Linked DNA regions of Mus musculus: all the other regions are linked to region 4. The links are chromatin loops, found by intact Hi-C in ENCODE. Cell type or tissue: heart. All regions are shown on one strand. Region 1 holds the start of Tirap (toll-interleukin 1 receptor (TIR) domain-containing adaptor protein). Region 2 has its middle 23 kb from the start of Gm33974. Region 3 overlaps Cdon (cell adhesion molecule-related/down-regulated by oncogenes). Region 4 has its middle 27 kb from the start of Cdon.

What was found. A loop is a pair of places that touch in the nucleus more often than their neighbours do. Peaks named below come from ENCODE experiments on the same cell type or tissue, not always from the same donor. Only the 100,000 strongest peaks of a DNase experiment are listed, where the experiment ranks them.
Region 1: a loop joins it to region 4, with 2.5 times the contacts of the local background. A loop is called at or near these places in 1 of 42 quality-filtered maps.
Region 2: it touches region 4 in a loop (2.0-fold over the local background); 1 of 42 quality-filtered maps calls a loop at or near these places.
Region 3: a loop joins it to region 4, with 2.3 times the contacts of the local background. A loop is called at or near these places in 1 of 42 quality-filtered maps.

Annotation. Positions count from the first base shown.
Region 1 is chr9:35,196,981-35,201,980 of GRCm38, reverse strand. Tirap (toll-interleukin 1 receptor (TIR) domain-containing adaptor protein) reads left to right here and starts at 2,016. Exons shown (of 7, transcript NM_054096.2): 1 at 2,016-2,124; 2 at 2,662-2,770. In heart, a CTCF peak has its summit at 1,983 (motif pointing left); a DNase peak (open chromatin) is centred at 2,000; H3K4me3 peaks cover 1,704 bases; H3K27ac peaks cover 1,846 bases.
Region 2 is chr9:35,338,481-35,343,480 of GRCm38, reverse strand. No RefSeq gene overlaps it. Among named protein-coding and RNA genes, the nearest start is that of Gm33974, 23 kb to the right of the region's middle. In heart, no CTCF peak of the experiment used is centred here; DNase peaks (open chromatin) are centred at 860 and 2,510; H3K27ac peaks cover 2,626 bases.
Region 3 is chr9:35,505,469-35,510,468 of GRCm38, reverse strand. Cdon (cell adhesion molecule-related/down-regulated by oncogenes) reads right to left here. Exons shown (of 19, transcript NM_021339.2): 19 at 2,817-5,000. It overlaps Gm1113 (predicted gene 1113), which reads left to right. Exons shown (of 12, transcript NM_001378295.1): 9 at 502-624; 10 at 882-906; 11 at 1,016-1,068; 12 at 1,150-1,247. The coding sequence ends at 1,247. Among named protein-coding and RNA genes, the nearest start is that of Gm1113, 10 kb to the left of the region's middle. In heart, no CTCF peak of the experiment used is centred here; a DNase peak (open chromatin) is centred at 2,048; H3K27ac peaks cover 1,637 bases.
Region 4 is chr9:35,422,687-35,427,686 of GRCm38, reverse strand. It overlaps a transcript of Cdon not described here. Among named protein-coding and RNA genes, the nearest start is that of Cdon, 27 kb to the left of the region's middle. In heart, a CTCF peak has its summit at 2,670; no DNase peak of the experiment used is centred here; H3K4me3 peaks cover 1,704 bases; H3K27ac peaks cover 768 bases.

The DNA of each region.
Region 1 (5,000 bases), 230 kb after region 4:
CTCAACAAGGTAGAAGAGAACCAACTCCCAAAAGCTGCCCTCTGACCTACACACATGCAATAATAATGTGTAAAATCTTTATTTCATTTGTGCGTGTATGCTGGGGGTGGGGGCAGATGACAAGGGAGTCCTTCCCTCAAGCTGGAGTTACATACAACTGTGAGCCACTGGATATGGGTGCTGGGCATCAACTCAGGTCCTCTGGGTGGGCAGGTACTCCAGCCTCAGTTTCTTGGCCAGGTAGAGTGGCCCAAGCCTTTAATCCCAGAACTTAGAGGCAGGAAGATGAAAAAAAAATTCATTCATTTTAATTACAAGTTTGAAGCTAGCCTAGGCTATTGGGGAGGAAATCTTTCCTTACAGGATGCAAAAATGAACCTGGCTGGAAGAGAGGCAGTTTTCACAAGCACAGCTGGGCAGAGGCCAAAGGGAGAAGCAGAGATGTCCTCGCCAAGGAGCCATCCACCAAGTGTGAGCAACTGCTGGGTGTCCAGCTGCTGGGGGTTGGGGTGGAGGGTGGGTGTGAGACAGCTCTTTCCCAAAAGCTTTTATCCCTAACAGGATAAGAAATGGTTTATTCGGGGCTGGTGAGATGGCTCAGTGGGTAAGAGCACCCGACTGCTCTTCTGAAGGTCCAGAGTTCAAATCCCAGCAACCACATGGTGGCTCACAACCATCCGTAACGAAATCTGACTCCCTCTTCTGGAGTGTCTGAAGACAGCGACAGTGTGCTTACATAAATAAATAAATAAATAAATAAATAAATAAAATCTTTTAAAAAAAAAAGGGTTTAGATATGCTAAAAAAAAAAAAAAAAAAAAAAAGAAATGGTTTATTCTTGAGCCATACCTGAGTGACCACGTCCCAGGAATATAGATTTAGGTTATCCTAAACTGCATGTTTCAGTGTGGAAGGAGCTTCACAACGTTTTAAATTGTTACAGAACAAAGTCATAAATCAAGCCAAGTTTAAAATACATTGTCGGGCACATCGCAGAGGCAGTACAGCAAGACTGGGGCTGGGGAGACCTTTGCTGTAGGACTCAGGTGTTATCTGATGATAGCTTTCGGGTTGGGCAGCTAGGGATCTGCTCAAGGTATGGCTGGCCGATCCGTGGGGTTTAGAGCTAGCTGAGCCTCCGGACAGGCAATATTCCTATCTCTCCAACTCACTGCAGTTCTAATCAGTAAGTCAGCCTTTGCAGACACAATTGCTTTCCAGGAATTCTTATGAATATTCATCTCTCACAACACCAGCATCCAGAGAATGTAATTTTGATGAGTAAACCTAGAAAGATCATTCATGAACAGCGCCACGGCATCAACTGCCTCCCTCTGAACAAGTTACAGGTTGGCTTGGCTGGAGAGAAAAAGAAATCAAGAGTGGGCTAATAAGGCCTTACACCAGCCCATTCTACTCCTGCCACCTGCAGTATTTCATGTGAGTTGGTTTTAGGTTGGTGTTTTAATAACAATATTCCCTTGGCGTTTCACAAAGCTCACAGCAGGAACTCTAAGAAGTGGAGGCAGAGGACTTAAATATTTCATCAGGGCTTACCAACACTTTGCCCAGCCACCCTTTTTTTGCAGTTATTTTGGTACCCTTGGAAATGCAGTTGAAATGCCATTAGGAAATCCCTGCCCTGAAGGCCAGCACTTTTGGCCAGACTGATTCCAGCCTGTGGGCAGCAACCTTAATGGGACCCATATCCCAGTAAAAGAACGGACCTCCCAGGGGCTAGCCGGCTTCTTTGTCCACTTAACCTACCTTACTTAAGGGGATGAAAGTCTCATTTTCCCCAACCGTGCGAAAGAAGGTAAGGTCTGCACCTCCCTTTCTGGAGTTTTCTCCTCGTCCCTTTGCCCTCACACAAGACAAACCGCGGCTCAGGGCTTCACGGCAGCCTCAGGGAGCTCGGGTGTCTGGGTTCAGCCTCGGGTCGTAACCAGGCAGCTGGGAATCTTGAGCGACGCGGACTGGCGAGCGCCCCCTAGGGTCCGGCCGGCGGGTGTGGGCAGGAGAGTGGCTAGTGCGGGCGGGAGGGCCGTGGCCGAGGAGCTTCCGGGAGCCGGGGCGCGGGCACTTCCCGGACGAGTCTGCAACCCGCAGCGTGGAGCCGCGTAGGTGAGCGGGCGGCGGGGACGCGGGGCGGTGGGCGGACGGGCCCTGCCGAGTCAGCCCTTTCCCCGGGACAACGCTCCCCTGATCCGCCCCTTCCAATCTGGGGTCCAGCACTCCCCCGAAAGCCGCCACCTTTCTGTGGCACCGATGCCAGCATGGAGCTGTTAGTCCGGCTGGGCTTCAAGCAGTCCGGCCACATCAAGTGGCTCTCCCTAGCTCCCTGAAGTCTCTGCCCTGTCATAACCTGGCCCCTCTGGGCTTGACTTTGTGGCAAAGTTCTGCATTAGTGTCACTTTATTTAAAGTTAAGAACCCACTGGGCGTTGCTATCACGGTCATTTAACGGGCATCCACCAGGGATTACTACAGTGCCAAGTACCAGAGGGACTAGGGGAGTAGGAACAGTTCGGTCCTTAGGTCAGACACTGGCTGGCAGGTAAACCAGAAACCCGAGAAGCGCAACTAGAGAAGGAAGTAGGGAGTTCTCCATCGGACAGACCTACCCAGGAATGACTCAGAGGAAGCCTTGCTTTGTTTTCAGACTTTAAGAAACAATATCAACCAGCATACCGAAACACAGATCCCGAGTCCTACCAAGCCACTTTTCACAGGCTTTCTTGTGTAACCTGCATCCAGAACAGTAAGTCTATGTACGTACATATGCTGCTTGATGTATAACATCATGTCGAAAAGGTGGACTGTGGACTGGTCATCCGATTTACTGAACATGGTTGTTTTCAGCTTTGGCCTGTTTTGAGTTTGTGTGACTTTTGTACCTTTGCTCAGTTTGATAGTGTGCAGTAGCTTTCTAAAACAGTTGTGTTTGGGGCCAGAGCAGAGGCTCGGTGGTTAAGAGCACTGGCTGCTGTTTCAGAGGACCCTAGTTGAATCTCCTCACCCACATAGTGGCTCACAAACATCTCTGTCACAAACTCTGGTTCCGGATGACCCAATGCCCTCTCTGGCCTCTACAGGCACATGGCATGAAAGTGATATATAGACACACACACACACACACAGGCAAAACATCCATGCACAGAAACGAACATTTTCTAAGCTAAAAATAAAAACTGTGCTTGCTGGCTATCACAGCAGACACCTGTGATCCCAGCACGCTGGTGGAGGTGAGAAGAGGTAAGTTCAGGGCCAGCCTGGGCTATCAAACCCTATCTCAAAACAAAGCAAGCAAGCACAGAAGTTACGGCAGTCACTCCCAGCAGCACATTCTGTGTGCTCCCATTCTTCCATGTCCCCATCACGCTCCAGCCAGCGGCCTTCTCTCTGTAGCCGTTCTGCTGACTACACAGCTTTGAAGCCCGGAGGTTTCAATTTGCATTTTTCTGAGGCCCGGTAAACCGAGCATCTTTTGGTCTGTTGGTCATTTGAATATCCTCTCTGTGAAATGACTATTCAGGTCTACTCCCCAACTGTGTGTCTCTTAGCAGTTTATAGAGTTCTTGAAATATTTGGGATTTGGACGGTTGTTAGATACACGTTTTTAAATGTTTTCCCTGTCCCAGTAGAGTCTCCTTACTCTCCTAATGGTATCTTTGGAGCAAAAGTCTTCACGTTAATATTTTCCAATTTATCATTTCCCCTCCTACAGACTGTATCACATTTGATTTCTCCCCTTCCCACCCCCGCCCCCAAGACATAATGGTTCTTGAACCTGTGTCTCAGCACTCAGGGCGATTGTTGTGAGTTTGAGACCACCCTGGCCTACATACTGAGTTCTAGGCCAGCCTCTACAGAATGAGACCATGTCTCAGAAAGCAATTTGTATTTTGCTTTGTCTACTCCAAAGTCAGAAACTAGGTCATATATTTTCCTATAAGATCTTTATTGCTGGTGACAGATAACTCTCCTATCCATTTAAAATGTAATTTTCATGGTTTGAGATGCAAGATTGAGATTAATTTTCCCCACAACACTACTTAAGTTGACCTAATACTATGGACTGCAAAGAGCACCTTTCCGGGCTGGTGGTATAGCTAGCTCAGTAGATAGAACGCTTACCTGCACAGAGCCTTGGGTTGGATGGCCAGCATGGCCTAAAACTGGGCTTGGTAGCCCTTGCCAATAATCCCAGCACCTCAGGTGGAGGCAGAAAGCTCAGAAGACGTTCAATGTCATCCTCAGCTATCTAAGGAGCTGTAACAAGCCTGGGGTAAAACAAACCTTTTCTACTGACTTCAGTGTCACCATCACCATTATTGAAGGCAGAGGATTGCATGGCTGCAGGTCTGTTTAGTGACATTGGTTTTCTGTTGTTGGCTTCCCCTTCCCTGGCAGTCATTCTGCCTACACTGCTGTTGTTGCTTTACAGTAAATCCTTTTTTTTTTTTTTTTTTTTTTTTGGTTTTCCAAGACAGGGTTTCTCTGTGTAGCCCTGGCTGTCCTGGAACTCACTCTGTAGACCACGCTGGCCTCAAACTCAGAAATCTGCCTGCCTCTGCCTCCTAAGTGCTGGGATTAAAGGTGTGTGCCATCACTGCCCAGCTCCAATAAATCCTTTTGACTCCGGTAGTGTGCAGGTCAGAGGCTGGCCTCAAGATCCTAGGCACTTTCTTCAACCTTTTCCCCACAAGGCCTTTTAGAAAGTGTATTAGGAGCATAGTATATAAATACATTATGTAGTTATAGATATTTTCAGAACAAAGGCAGTGTTTTTGAACTAAGAAATTTAAGCATTCCAAGAGCCAATTTGAGAAATATGGCAACGTTAAGTTTGCTATGACTTCTCTTTGGTTGGTAGGATATGTTTCTCTATGACTAAAATACAATGAAGTGTTTCTATTTTAATGCCTTTGAGGAACTCACAGCTCCCCTTCCGCAAGCTCTCAAATGTTAGGATTACAGGCATGTGCCACAATACCCAGA
Region 2 (5,000 bases), 84 kb after region 4:
CTGCAGATAACCAGTGACTTCAGAAGTGTGTCTTTCTCCATGTAAGGCCTTAGAATTGACAGCAGCTCTGGGCAAAGCTTTGATTAGATCATTGTGAGAAATCCTAAGGCAGAGGACCTAGCTAAGTTGTACCTAGACTCCTGGGCCACAGAAATTGATAATATCTGAGTGTGGTTTAAAACACTACGTGTTAAGCAGGGCATACTGGTGAATTGCTAAGCTCATGAGAGTTGTAGGCTGGAGACTAACCTGGGCTGCATAATAAGAAGCTGTTTCAGAAAAATAAGCTCAGTAATAGAATATGCAAGGCCTGCATTCAGTGCACACACACACACACACACACGTACACGCACACACACACACACAGACACCCACACAGATGCGTGCACACGTGTGCACTATATTTATTACACAAAGATGAGTAGCCAATACACGTTCTTTGTGTTCTTAGCACAGCATGTGGCACATAAAATAGAAGTCTCCCTGAGTGAATGGATGAGCAGATAGATGGATGAACAGATGATAGTAAGAAAACTCACCCAGCCCAAGAAAGGTCTAAGCAGCTAGTTCCAAAATAGGGCTCTTTCTTAGAGCTGTCTGTCTGTATCTTTGTCCTGTTTTCATTTGTGACCCCAAGTCCCTGCCCCCTGCTTACCGCATTTAGTCATTCTTTGAATTTTTATTTTCCTCCTTTAAAAAAAAAAAGAAAAAGAAATACAACTCTCTCTAAAATATCTGATCTGGGTGAATTGGCATGATTTCTGATGGAAAGCAGTCTTGTCCAGAAGGCTTTACCCACCCTGCTTAGGAATGTGGCTGCTGCAGATATTAAAACAGACCTGCTGGCGTCTGCACTGAGTGCTGAGCCCTGCCAGAAATGACCTCAGCCTGCACAGCAGGGTTCTTACCTATGAAATGCTGCTGCTCTGGGCTGGATCACAACAAAGGCCTCCTTCCCTAAACCCTTCTTCCTCTAGATACCTCAGACTGCACCCTCTACACCAGTGTCTGAGGCACAACCTTGCAAGCCTGGAGCTCAAAGTCAGGAGAGCAGTACTCTCAGGACTCCAAGAGAATAAATACTGTGAGGCTCATTGTCCCTATGCAAGTGGCTTTGGTTGAAGGATGTGAGTCTTACGGCTGACAATCCTCTACTCTTTTTCCCTTCTCCTTCCTGTTCCTTCTCCCATAGACACTTCTGAGGGACATCGTTCAGTTGACACAATAGCAAATTTTACTTGTGCTATAAGGGGCACCCTCCAGGAAAGGCTAAACCAGAGACTGGAAATCCTCATCGAAGTCTCTTCACCATGAAGCTGAGCGTCCAACCTTGGTCTTGGGTTTCAACCTGCTTCACTCCATTCCCACTGTAAAATGTGAACACATCAGAGAGGAAGTAGAGATTTGTCCAATATTAAATTTCCCAGCAGAGTCTCCACCATAACATATCCCAGCCTCCAAACCCAGCCTATCCTTTTATACCCCCAACAACTGTAACAGCCAAGATTTGCCCACCTCATTCTTTATGATGCAAAGCACTTTTACATTCCCTATTTCTCCCAAGAATGTTACAAACTTTTTAGCCCCATTTAGTAAATGAAAATATGTCAGCTCACGCTATATTACCCCATGCTTGCCCTTCGTCCTTTCCTTCCATGTCAGCCTCTAGAGAAAGCTGAACTGAGCAGCCTCATGTAGCTAGGACTGACAACTGTCTTCAAGTCTGGAGACCTAGATTTTAAGTTCTGGGCCTGCTACTAAGAAGAGGTGTGACTGAGTGAGTGGTCTACTCTGTTTGACAGGCCACAGAGCAAAAATGAGTCAGTTAAGAATAAATACATTTCAGCCGGAAGTGATCCATATGCAAATGAGATGTAAAGTGAGAGGCAAATGAGTACTTTTGGATACGAGTCAGTTGTGGTGGAAAAAGTCCGGAGTTATGGTCCAGGAGACTACACTTTAGGGTCCTGCTTGACCCCTCGCTCACTGTGTTACTGCGGCAACCTAGTTTCTCTGAGCCTTCACTTTCTCATTCATTATAAGTGATGAAAGGTTTGAGGCTGCTAAACTGGGTGATCTTCAGAGTCACTTCTTGCTCCAAACCTTGATCCTCTGATTCAGTTTCCCCTTGGGAAGAGACAGTTTTCCAACTCAGTGGGCAGCGGTTTGCTGTTGTACAATCAACAGCATCTGGAGCTGATGCAGGAAGGGAGGACCCCTTAGCCAGCTCCTCAGAAGAGGCCGGTGCCTTGTCTCCACCTAAACATGCGCCTCCATTCTGGCTCCCCTCTCCCAGCCTTCAATATCATGTCATTGGGACTTCCTGTAGGAAACAAGATGAGCTCCCAAAGTCCTATGTCCTTGACTGTCACTAGCCAGTGATTATTGCCCAAGTCAGTTACACTCCAGACAGACTGGCACTTGGCTGATCTCTTCCGGAAGTCTGGAGGCCTGGGCTGAAGGTTAGTCACAATCCCCAGTGCCCAAAGAGACCCAGGGGAGTCCTGCAGCTGCTCTCAGCTGTCGGCTGAACAATGCAGACCCTGTCAGGTCCCCAGCTGAGCCCTCTTTTAGGGTTGTTCAGATTGCAGTATTAACTGGGGGCCATTCAGCTGCTTCCTGTTCCTTGAGCCTCAGCATAGATTCCTTAGCAAAGATGCTTAGCCGGGTCTTCATCTAACCAGAGCACCAGCAGCTGGGGGGTGAACGAGTTTCAGCAGTCTCATAACATAAAGCCAAACTTCTCTCTCCCATTGGAAAGGGCCCCAGGGGACCAAGAGCCTCTGTTTTCACACGTCAGCCAGGCCCAGGGGTAGAAACACAGCTGGGTTTTCAGAACCTTTAGGAGGTAATGCTACAGATTCCTGGGTTACCGACAGGAGTCTTAGTGACTATCACAAAGTCCCACCTCAGAGCTAACCCTCCGGCTACAGTTGGAACTCAAGGCCAATCTAAGGATATATAGGGGGAAATGACGCCTATTACAGCAACCATGTTTCCAAATGGCCCAAAGTAGGAATCCTGGTCCTTGCTGCCACCAAGTCCACTCTAGTCTCTTCTCTTGTGAGGCAGGAGAATGGACTGTCCAATGAGGACCATAGCTCAGTGGCAGTCTAACATGGAGACATGTGGAGGGGAGTAGCCTGGCACTGATCTGGATGGTCAACGAATACCAGACATCCTCTGCACCCTCCAGAGCAAACTGGTTTCCTTAACGCTTTTCTCAAGTCCTAATGAAAACAAGTTGGAGCCGTGGCTGGGGCTGGTGTTGGGGTGGGGGCTGCAGCATGGAGTTTATAGGCACTTGCATTTTCTTAACAGCTCCCCTCTCACTCACACATTCTTCTACGTTTTTCCCTTTTATTAATGTGGCATCCTTCCCAGGCCACTTTATGGGACCATGTGTGTTTTCACTTATGCCCTGATTGAGTTTGATCGAGTCTCTCCCCATGAAGAACCCTTAGATCTTGCGCATGGCCTTCCTCACCTCACCCTGCAGGGTCTCATCATTTCAGTTGCTCCAGGGCTCTTGGGCTCATCTCTCAACTCAGTCCCAAGTATCCCATGGTGTTTCTCACCGTGCCTTTGCCTTAGGGTCATACCTCATCTGGACCCCAAAGAAGACAACTCAATTTGATGACTCACCCAAATCTGCAATGACTCCTGGAACCTGGCCCAACAATCAGCTCTGCCTTGGAGGATGAAAAGAAAGATTTGCTACAACTGAAGATTTTTCAAAGGAATGTGCTTCAAGCCCTGAAGGCCATTGCCAAGGAGCAGCTCTGAGAGAACACAGCTTTCCAAGGGGCCCCGCTTTCAAAAGCATGGCATGCATTTTTGGAAAGTCAAGCTTTGGCGTGCTTATTAAAAAAGATATTCGTGGTGCTTGCAGCAAGTCTGCACGCTGAGCTTTTCTGTCCTCATCAGCCCAGTTCCAGGAACCAGGACGGAATCTAATGCTTGCTTGTTCTCTTGGAGGCCTGCTTCCCTTTATTCATCGCTGATATCTAGAAGGTTGCTTTGTTTCACTCGGATGTGAAGTGGCAGGCTTGGTGGCAGCCCTGTGATCATTGAAAACATACCCTCTGGGACCTGCAGTTCCTTCCTCTGTCAAATGAGGAGTCCATACTCTGCCGAGTAGTAAGAAGAGACGAAGTTGTATCTGTTCAAGGTCTGGCATACTAGAGGCCCTGGCAAGTGTTTGGAGGTTGTTATTAATACTAAACACTTAAACAATATCTACTGGCATGTGTGTGAATTGCTTTTATTCCAGACTTGCCTACCTTGTTCCCTCTGACCTTTCCAGGATATCTGTAGACAGCATCAGATTCCCCATTCCCTGTCCCAAAGGAGTCTCTGGGTCTTTTGGAAAGTACAGTCTTGGGATGATTTTCCCAGCAGGCTCTGGGAGAGGCATTAATCCCACAAGGCTTGATGTGGGAAGTTTTTACAGGTACTGTTCATCTGGCGGGCAGATGGAGCTTTGTTGCAAGATACACTTCTGTCTTCCAGATGGGAGCGTGCCTGGGAGTCCCGAGCTTTGACTAGCTATCTCTTCTTGGAGCCAGTATGGGAATATACATGAATCTATAGTCTTCTTCTGGCCGTGCGTCCTTGAACCAACTTACAGCTGGTTGTGCCTGTGCCTTTGACCCTGGAACTTGCAACTATTTGATAATTTCCTTGTAACCTCCACATTCTCCCTAAATATTCGTTCTCTCTCTCTCTCTCTCTCTCTCTCTCTCTTTCTCTCCCTCCTCCTTCTCCTCCTCCTCCCACCCCACCCCCGATTTCCAGGAGGAAGAGAACAAAGCTGGCTATAGTAAAGGTCATACTGGCTATTTCCCCATCAGATATGCACTTCCTTCTTTACAATGTTTATCAAGGAGCTGACTCGAGATGCAGAGGGCTTCTAAAAATGAAGTTACCCCCACGATATTTGAGCATTTTTCCTGAGGGAAGATGGAGTTAAGGAACCTTTGTTTGTGGCTGCACTGTCT
Region 3 (5,000 bases), 83 kb before region 4:
TGTATGCATCCTCTTTGTCCTTTCATATTGCTCTTTCCTGACTCTCCTAGGGCAGCTCAGGAGGCCCCAGGCATAGGAGCAGACCCCTAATCCAGTTTCATTCAGAAGAAACTGGAGAAAGGACTGGATGCTGAGGGTTTATGAAGAACCCATTCTGTGCCTCAGTCATATCTCAGGGAATAGGAGGGCTCAGCTTCCTGTTGCTCCCTCTATTCCTTATTTTATGGTCTAGTTCCTTCAGCCCCAAGATGCCAAAATAAGTAGTATCCTTATATATCTTCTACCAGAAATGGGAATTTGGCTGGGGATGCAACCATCAGCACAAGGCAACCAGAACACCTCTTCCCATGGGAAAGAGCTGAACTGCACATTCCCAGGGTCCTCTATGACAGGCAGCAGAACCTTTAGGAGGCACAGAGCACCATCTCTGTACCCTGTGAGTCTCTCTTGCCCAAGTTCATTGATGGGATAGTTAATACCATCCATGCTCTCACCTCCTAGTGGACCCTGCCTTCAGTGCCTACCCAGCTGTACTAGGAGCTGCAGGCACAGGAGTCGTGGTGGCATTGGCGACCTCTTTGTTGGTGTTCCAGTATGCTGCCCGGCACCCACACACTTTCCCCTGTGAGTGGGCATCTGAAAGGATGGGCTGTTTGACCCCATAGGGTGGCCAGGTGTAGACACACCTGAAGGAGAATCTAGACTCTTCCTATGCTGTGACGTCATCCTTTGAGGATCAAGACCAGCCAACCTTAGGCACTGGGGCCATTCCCCTTAGGCTCCTGAGGCTCTGTACGGAACCCACTAGGAAGGGGAGGGCCATTTTCCTGTGGTCCACACTGCATTGGTCAAGTAATGTTCTTTCATTTTTTTTCCCCCAGGCCTGAGTCGGCTGCTTGTTCCTATGTGAGTGTGCCACTTTTCTTTATGGGGTCCAGACTTTTCTTAATTAGAAAGGAAAGCTAGGAAGGTGTAGATGCCCGTAACATTTCTCTCTCTCTCTTACCCACCTCAGGGAGCACGAACAGCAACAGAGGGCCTCCAGGGAAAGCATCGAGGCCCCAGCAGGTAGGCACCATTTGTGCCAATGACTACACGAGTCCTCTGCTGGTTTCCTTGCTCTTCCCTGTCCACTTGTGCTCTTTCTAGGCACTGAAACAGCATCTACCACCTCAAGTTCAGACCCTATACAAGAATCCATTGATGCTCCAGTAAATGTCACCATCACAGTGACTGCAACACCATAGGACAATAATGGTGCAATGGGCCGAGGAAGGCAGGTAGAAGGAGGCAGCCGGGTGTGGTGGCACATGCCTTTAATCCCAGCACTCGGGAGGCAGAGGCAAGCAGATTTCTGAGTTCAAGGGCTTCACAGAGAAACCCTGTCTCGAAAAACAAAAAACAAAACAAAACCAAAACCAAAAACCCAAAAAACAAACTAAGGAAGCAACTCTCTCTTCCCCATCCAACACTCAAAGATCAATTACTTCCAACTCACTATCCAGGCTCGAGAAGTGGTCCACGGCCCACTTACAGTGTTCCACGTGATAAAAGGAGCCCTGGCGCAGTTTGTGGCAGATAAGAGGAAAATCCACAACTGGAGACAACATGGAAGGCATCTGAGCATCTGAGAGCAATTGAAAATGGTACAGGGAATATTCTCTGATACCAGGGAACTAAGAGCTGAGCTCTTGAGAGAGAGAGAGAGAGAGAGAGAGAGAGAGAGAGAGAGAGAGAGAGAGAGAGAGAGAGAACAAAAGCACTGGGTTGAGTAATCCCTAACTCAATTGTAGCTAATGTCTAGCACAGCTCTTTCAATAACAACTTCTGAGATGGTTGCTTGGGTCAAGCTTTATTGGCAAGAAGAGCCAGGTGCCTAGGTATGTGTTCCCTTTGTTCAAATCAGCTTAGGGGCGTCACTGACCACGCAGCGGCCAGACTCCTGCAATCTGTGCCAGCAGAGGTATTCAGCAACACTCCAGTCACCAGGCCTGGGGGAGCTGGCTGACAGAGAGCAGAGGCTGTTCCAAAATCACACTCTGACAGCTGCCAGTGTGAGTCTGAAATCTGGGCGAGGCACAAGTGAGCGCTTGTTTGGCTGAGAGGGGGGAAAAGTCAGGGCTGCTCTGCGGAGGGAGGACAGAGCCAAGCAGGGGCTGATCTGCCAGCAGTACAGAAAGTGGCGCCTGACAGGAGACAGAAAACGGGGAGAAACCTAAGAAGCTTCTTTGGTTCTCACACACTTAGGCCTTATTAGAAAAGGGTTTCAGCTTTCCTCGTAGCTCTCAGGATGGGGCCTGAGAGTTAAAAGCGGCTTATTTGACTATGAGAAATGAAATACAAAATGGCCACACCTGACTGAAAGGATTCTGTTGATTTTCTGGTCAGGGAAGATAACTGACTTCCACTATTCAGGGAAATAAAGCAAGTTTCTGTGGAGGTGCTATATTCCATCCTGGTGCTCACATTCCACGGATCCTGAGGTTGTGGTAACAGACACTATGGGAAAGAAGAATCTCTCTCCTCACTTCTCTCCCATCCTCTATCTCAGCTAAGCTCCTGTTAGGGTCCCTCAGACTCCCTAGTAGACACCTGCTGTAGTCTTGCTCCCTCCCAGAATTGGGAGTCACGATAAGGGAGAGGTGGCTGGGCCCTTGGGTGTTCACAGGGCCTTTGTAGAACAACAAGGCAGAGGTTCTGGAACATTTCCAAATAGGACATTTATATACTCTCAGTCACAAGCCACTCTGTGTCCCCAGGGGTGTGTGTGTGTGTGTGTATGTGTGTGTATGTATGTATCCCTCTTCACAGGCGACTGCACGTGAAAGCAGCATTCTCTTTTAATATAAAATCATGCCAACCAAATAAAACCTGTCAAAACTACATCACTTAGAGTATGTACAACTTCACACATAACAGCACAACTTTAAGGAAAATAAAACATATTTTTTCAATATAGCACAAGGCATGCATCGCAGGGCCAATGCTGTAAGAGCGAGCAATACAGGTAAAGAAAGGACAGTTCCGAACAGTCTCTCGGTAGTGCTGGAGCTGACGCAGAGATGTGACGTGATCAGCCTGGAGTAACAACTGTACAAAGAGAACCCAGCAAGAACCGTTTAACAATGAGATCACCTCAACAGTTTAGAATGACACAATTAACCTGTACCCTGTACAGCACCCGTCACCAGAGCCAGTCACATAATTGGTGAACAAAACCAGGAAAAGGAGACATGATTTACTAGGACTAGGGAAGCTTAATGCTGAACAAAGGCTCTCCCGAACCACGAAGAGCCCCTACCAGCTTCATGGTCAGTGGGCCAGTTGATGGTTAAATCTTCATGAGGTTAGGAAAGGGTGGGATTGGGTGAGGGTAAGGGTAGAGTATCAAGGAGAGATTCCCGAACATGAAGTACTTGGTAAAGAGCTCTGCCAGTCTGAGATGCGGGTGGACAGAGGGAAGCCCCACCAGCTGCAGCAGGGGTGGACAACAGCACACGTTCTGGACTGGTTCCACGGAGAGTGAACCATAACACTTCCAGAAAGCAGGTAAAGGGGGCGTGGTGATGGGTCAGGTAGAGTAGGCTCCAGAGCAGGCTCTAGCTCACTTGTCGGCCGGGAATTCCATGCCTACTCTATTTGTTGTGGAGGTCAGATGAGAAAACAGGGGGCTAATAAACAATCGTTTCTCCACAAATGCGCACCATTCCATTTTGGAATGACTGGTGACCCCTCCCCCACATTTTCCTATGTCCTCTTGATTCCTGGGGAAGTGACACTTACTAGGACCATTTCTGGTGACTGTGCAGGGCACAAAAGTTCACAGAAACTCACAATAAGGAGAACTCAAACTCCTAAATATAAAGGCAATTATATAGATTTATATTTATATTTATATATCTCAATATATAAAGCCATTTTTATAAATAAAATACAATAAAAGGGTTAACACTTAAAACAGCGTTACTAATCATAAATAAAGCAGTCCACAATGAGATTGCCCTAAAGGTAAAGGAATTTCATCTTCCTCATGGGCAAGCCCCATGTCAAATTCAATCTTTAAAAGCAGTTCTGACCTAAGGCTCGAGCCAGCATACCTGTTTCATGAGTTACAGTGAACAACTGACTGCCCACAGACATTTGTTTCCCGCTTTCCAAAACCCCGACTCTGAGACAACTTTGTTTCAACTCAACTGGCAAAGCACACAGTAGGTCTCTACACCGTACTTTGCAAGTCAAGATGTAAGGCTACAAACTACCTCCAAAACTAACTGCATATCTCTTATACTATGGCCATGAACCCCAGGATCATAGAACTCGCTTCTACAGCAGCCCGCTACCCAGCTATGGAATTCTATTTACTGCATTTTTCAGAAGGAACGCTTGCGTAGTGGCCCCTGCTGAAACAGTACATTTCCACAAACAGTTCTATTTATAAAAGATACAGACATATGTAAGGGAATACTGACAAATGTATATAAAGTTGATTAGTACAGTATCTTATTCTCTTTCACTGCAATTTGTGGGAAATGAAAACAAAATGTATCCTGGAATTGTCTGATTCCACATAAAGAGAATAATTTTGTTGTCCCCCCCCCCCGCGCCCCCCCCCCCCCAAGGGATACACCATTCAAAAGCAGATCTGTGATCCATCAGGGCCTGGTTCAAGTTACTGAAATGCATTTGTAGCACCTGGGGTTTCTATTTCACACGTTTGTATGAAAAGCCTTCCAAAGGCAGCCGCGATGTCCTTGTCACTCAGAGACCAGTAACTGCTTGCATGGATCCTGCTGACTGAAGCCTCAGTTACTGTTCATAATGACAGCGACCAGAAAAACTATCCAAAAATGCCCTCAAACCCTTTCTTCAAACTAAGCCTTTCCCGGCATTCTGCTTTGGTTTGGATACTGTTTTCCAAAGGCCTATCCATCTCTGTGTTCAAGGTCTGAGTCCCATGACAACATGTTCCCGAGATGGTAGAATCTTGAGCAGGGAAGTGT
Region 4 (5,000 bases):
CTAATAACATAGTACAAACGGCTCCCTCAACAACAGGTCCCCAACAAGTTTTGGAGAAAAACAAAAACAAAACAAAACAAACAAACAAACAAACAAAACCCTTCATATCCATTGCTGCTACTTTGCTTTTTTGTTTTACTGCTTGTGAGATAAATTTCATTCCCCATATTAAGGAATTTCAACGAGCATAAACAGAGTCTCAACGTACGGAGATTGTTCAGACTGGATAGAACTCTTCTCCACAACAGAACTGTGTGGCCCTGTTCTTCAACGTCTCCCGGGGCAGAGCATCTTAGCTCTACTCCCCTCAATTTTTGATAGACTTTCTTTTAAATCAAAAAGCAGTCTCTGCACACAGAGTCACATCTGTGTGTGTAAACATTCTGCTGTTACATTTCCAACCCAACGAGCAGGACCCTATAGTTGAGTTGGTTATTTCTGCTAAATTCTAAGTATTGATCAAGGAACTTCATCCTAAACAGGAAAACCATACCCTAGCTCATATACTCCCTTCTCTATCTTGAAGCTCCTTCCTTCACCTCCAGGAAAATAGAAAAAGAAAGAAAGAAAGAAAAGAAAATGAATGTAGTATCAGAGGATTTGGTATATGGAATTAGAAACAAAGGTAACTGAGTTACCTCCAACTCAGTGTTACATTTATTAAAAAAAAAAAAAAGTCATGGTTTTTTGGTTTTTTTTTTTTTCTAAAGCTATTTTTCTTCTTTTTTTTTTTTTCTGCCAGTGACCATATACCCCAGGTGCCAATAAAATAAATTTCAAAACACACAAAAGACTATAACAATTTGAAACACATGAATAAGTACTGCACACAACAGCATGGGTAAACTGCACAGGGATAAAGACTCGTTCAGAAATGCAGCCACTGTATGACTCTTTCACCAAGTTCAAGTACAGGCAAATTGACCCTATGGCAAAACTGATCAGCAGCACAGCTGTTGGCTGCAGGGGGAGAGGAAGGCTGAGGAAGAACTCCCTAGACAACTGAATGCAACTGGAGCGCTAGAGATGGGACAGTGCTTACCTAATGTACTTACCTAACTTCATTTGGCTACCTGCTGCACACAGGAGTGTACCCTTGGGCACACCTCTGCCTAGATTGGAAAAAGCTCCACACATTGTTTCCACCTGCTTTCTACGTCTCAAGTGGAAGTTGAAGAACTATTTAACAGATGAGGTTGTAGCAATTACACGGGACACATTGTTACAAACTTACAAGACTTCCTCCTTATTTAGAACTTGAAAGGAATCATTTTTGGACCAAAGTAACACACAAACAGGCGCTGGAGGAATCTATAAAAATGACAGCAGCTAACATTTATAGAAGTTTTACTATCTGCCGAATGTTTTACTTTCCTTTACTCATTTAATCCCACTGAGGGAAGATATCCTATCCACTTAATCCCCATTTTACAGATAAAGGATCTAAGGCTAGGTCAAGACCATTGCCTAAGCTCACATAAACAATAAGAGGAGTAGCTGAAAAGCAAGTTCCATGTCAACCCCTTAATTCAATTTCTATTACAGTACCATAAAAATAAGATCAACTCCACAGCTTCCAGCAAGGAAAGGAGCAGAATGTGTAACCTAAGTTCAATAACGTAAGCAGCTTACACACTCATTTTCTCTATTCAACGGCACATCCTTGACATTCAAGAATTGAAAGCGCCTACTCATATTCCAACTCATATACAGCAGAACAAAATGTTCTATAATGGTGTTTTGTTTGTCTGTTTTTTAATTATCCCTGGCTATCAAAATATATTATACAGCAACTAAACCGTGAAGGCAAACAGGCGCTGACTTCAGAGTTTAATCTACTTCTTAAAAGGCATGTCCGGGGTGACAGAGGAAAAGAAGTAAACATGTTCTCAAAGGGGGGATTCTTGATATTCTAAACATGTGGTATTGTAAGAACCTGGTACAGGGCTACATGGGAACGGGAAGAAAAGAACAGCACTATCTACACGATTTTAGATAGCAATAAAACATATCTCAGCAGCCATCAAGCATGCCCCCACATTCAAAATGAGCTGAAAACTGTTCACTCTGTGATTCACATTCCCAGAAGATGAGAATCAATTAACGATACTACCCACAAACTCCAAACCAGTCCTCTGTGAAAAGTACACAAAAAAGGAACTGGGCTAGGAAGCTGAAAAAAAGTCGTTCCCAAAGTATATGGAGGGCAGAGCAAGAGGCGGGCAGAAGGAGATACACCAAAGCTTCTCCACAAATCTGCTCCAGAATGGTTCTGGAAATTCTATTTTCATTTACTTGGGGCTGCTGGCAAGTCGGAATGGCTCAAAATACTAGAAAGCCAACAGAATCGTTTTAAATGCTAACAGAAATGAGAGACGAAATGACTTTAAACTCTATAAGAAGAAGAAGCATAACAAGATCATATGGAAACAAAGCTATAAACTAAAATATGCCCATTCAAACAAGCATTTCATTTCTGCACAGGCAATTGACTTGCCATTAAAAGCCTGACTTTGCTCTCAAATTTTAAATTATTACACAATACACCAGCCCTTACAGGCAAAAGCACACTGTAATACCCTTTCACATATTCATCCAAAGAGCAGTCAAAAAAAACTTACCAAGGCTGCAAATATGTATACGCTTGAACTTAGAAGGAGAGCAGAAAGCAGCGCCTCTCTGTGCTTACACTAGGGTTCGCTTCAGTGCTAAAGCACACCACCACAGCCCTGCCTGTAATAAAGTCCCCACTAGCAGTCTGCCTTTGGGTTGGGCTTTTCTCTTACAAGATAAGCTGTTAAGTCATGCCTTGATTTTAGATCTGCTAACATATGGAGCCTTCTAATGCAGCCTGCTCTCCGCCCCCTCTACTCCCCCTCCCATTCACTACTCAGTGCTGCTCCCTCTCCACGCATACACATACACACATACAAAAAAGGCACTGCAGGGCAGAAATTCCTCAGGTGCTCGCTAATGGAATTCCCAGGGTCTAGGAGCCGCTTCGGGGATCAAGAGATCTCACAGCCCCTGCTGGGGTAAGGAGCAGCGAGTCTGTTCCATTTAATCAAATACAGCATGAATTTTCAGCTCTATTCACTAGCTTGTCTCCAGGGCTCTCAAAAGGCACCAGGCAGCTAGAATCACACACATGTGGCTCTTTTAGGCAAGTATAATTAGTTTGATTTTAAAAAGCCACATTAATAATATCACCTCAGGACCATTATTCAAGGGACAGATGACAATGATACTGTATGTTTTAAGCCTGACAATGGAGGGAGAGTGCCCAAACAATGAGAGAAAACTTGAAGGATTTAAAAACAACAACAATAAAAAACCCACAGCTTTTCATTTCAATGTAACCCAGGATTCCAGTATTTAAAAGTGACGTTAAGTATATTCTTGTGCCCAGTCCCTTAATTTTAACAGTAAACAATTACAGCCCTCCCCTCCTGTGCATAGTGGATGCAGGCCACCTACACAACAAAAGTTTGGATACAATATAAAAGTGTAAATAAAAACAATGTAACATTTTCTAATTCAATCTAGGTGAGTAAAAAAAAATCTCTTGAAAAAAGCATCAGTCATAAATAAATAAATAAATAAACAAATAAAATAGCCGGATATTAAAAACAACTCTTTCAAAGAAGTACAGTTAGAGTTCAAATTCCTATTTGAATTGGTTTTTATTAAGTATTAATGTCATTAAGCTAAAGAATGACTATCTGGTAGGTAACTGTACTGTCCTAGCTATAATTCTACATAGTAGAGATGCTGATCACATGATGTTAACTAATAACACACGTTAAAACAAATTTTCTAACTCATTACCCTTTATATTTTTGATTTCACAAAGATATCGTTTAATTCCTGACATCACTTCCCTAGTATTTTACTTAGAAACAGTCATCAAATTTTAGTCTACTTGTTCTCCAAAGAAACCACCCCAAAGAACAAAAATCCTACTGCCATTAAAAAGAAAAACAGAAAGGGGCTGTCTAGAGAGCCACGAGAGTGCACACACAAAGTGGGAAAACAAGAGGGGAGCATAAGAAGCAGCTACTACACTTTACCTGATCCTGTGGAGCACCACCCTATGACACAAGTTTCTATCCCTGGGCACTGCTCTTTATATATGCCCTGAGGATAGGGGAGGTCCTATCTTAAAGTGAACTTAAAGCCTCCCACAAAAAGTCAAGCCACCTGCAAAATCCGCCAGAGGTAAGGGAGATGCAGGAAGCAACCTACACAAGCTAGATTCGTGTATGTCAGATCCTCCGGTTCTTTGTACTTCCTGCTTGAAAGTCAGTACTGTTTAAGTACTTTGCACAGCAGAGGCTGATGGGAACCACAGCAGTCAATCAAAGCATCCCTAGTGAGTTACTACACAAACAATAGCGCAGCACCTCCAGCAATTGATTTTGCTGGGTGATTAAACCATTCAAAGAAAGATTTTCCAAATACTGTATCCGAGTTTTTGCAAGAAAGTTAAACAATATACATTTGTGTGTTTTATAGAAATATAAATGTTTCTCCTTTGCACACTGCCAAACACACACCCAAGGCACGTCTTTACAAAATGAAACAGGTTTTCTCCATCCTTCTCATATAACTAAAAGTATGTGGCAGTTTACTTCAACATGTGCATAACAGAGACTACAGTATTCAGTGCCTCTCTAAGGTGCTATTTCGAGTTTAACACTAATTTGATATTTTTCTGAAGGTTTTCCTTCATCTTATCCTAAAAGTTCAACCATCTATAGCTCACATTTTCATCTAAAAAGAGACTGGAAAGTTAGAGTTATTTAGAAAGTAAGAGAATGTCTAGAATTATATTAAAATTAAGGCACCTCTTCTCCAGCCACCTACCCACCTCCTTGTGACTACAGTCCTTGAGCTCTGCTAAATGTCTACTGGGAATTGGAGGGGTATAGTATCAGTGAGGAATGGGCTCTGAATTAACTCAGCCTCTTTCATCATTCCTGGCATTGGCCTGAGACAAA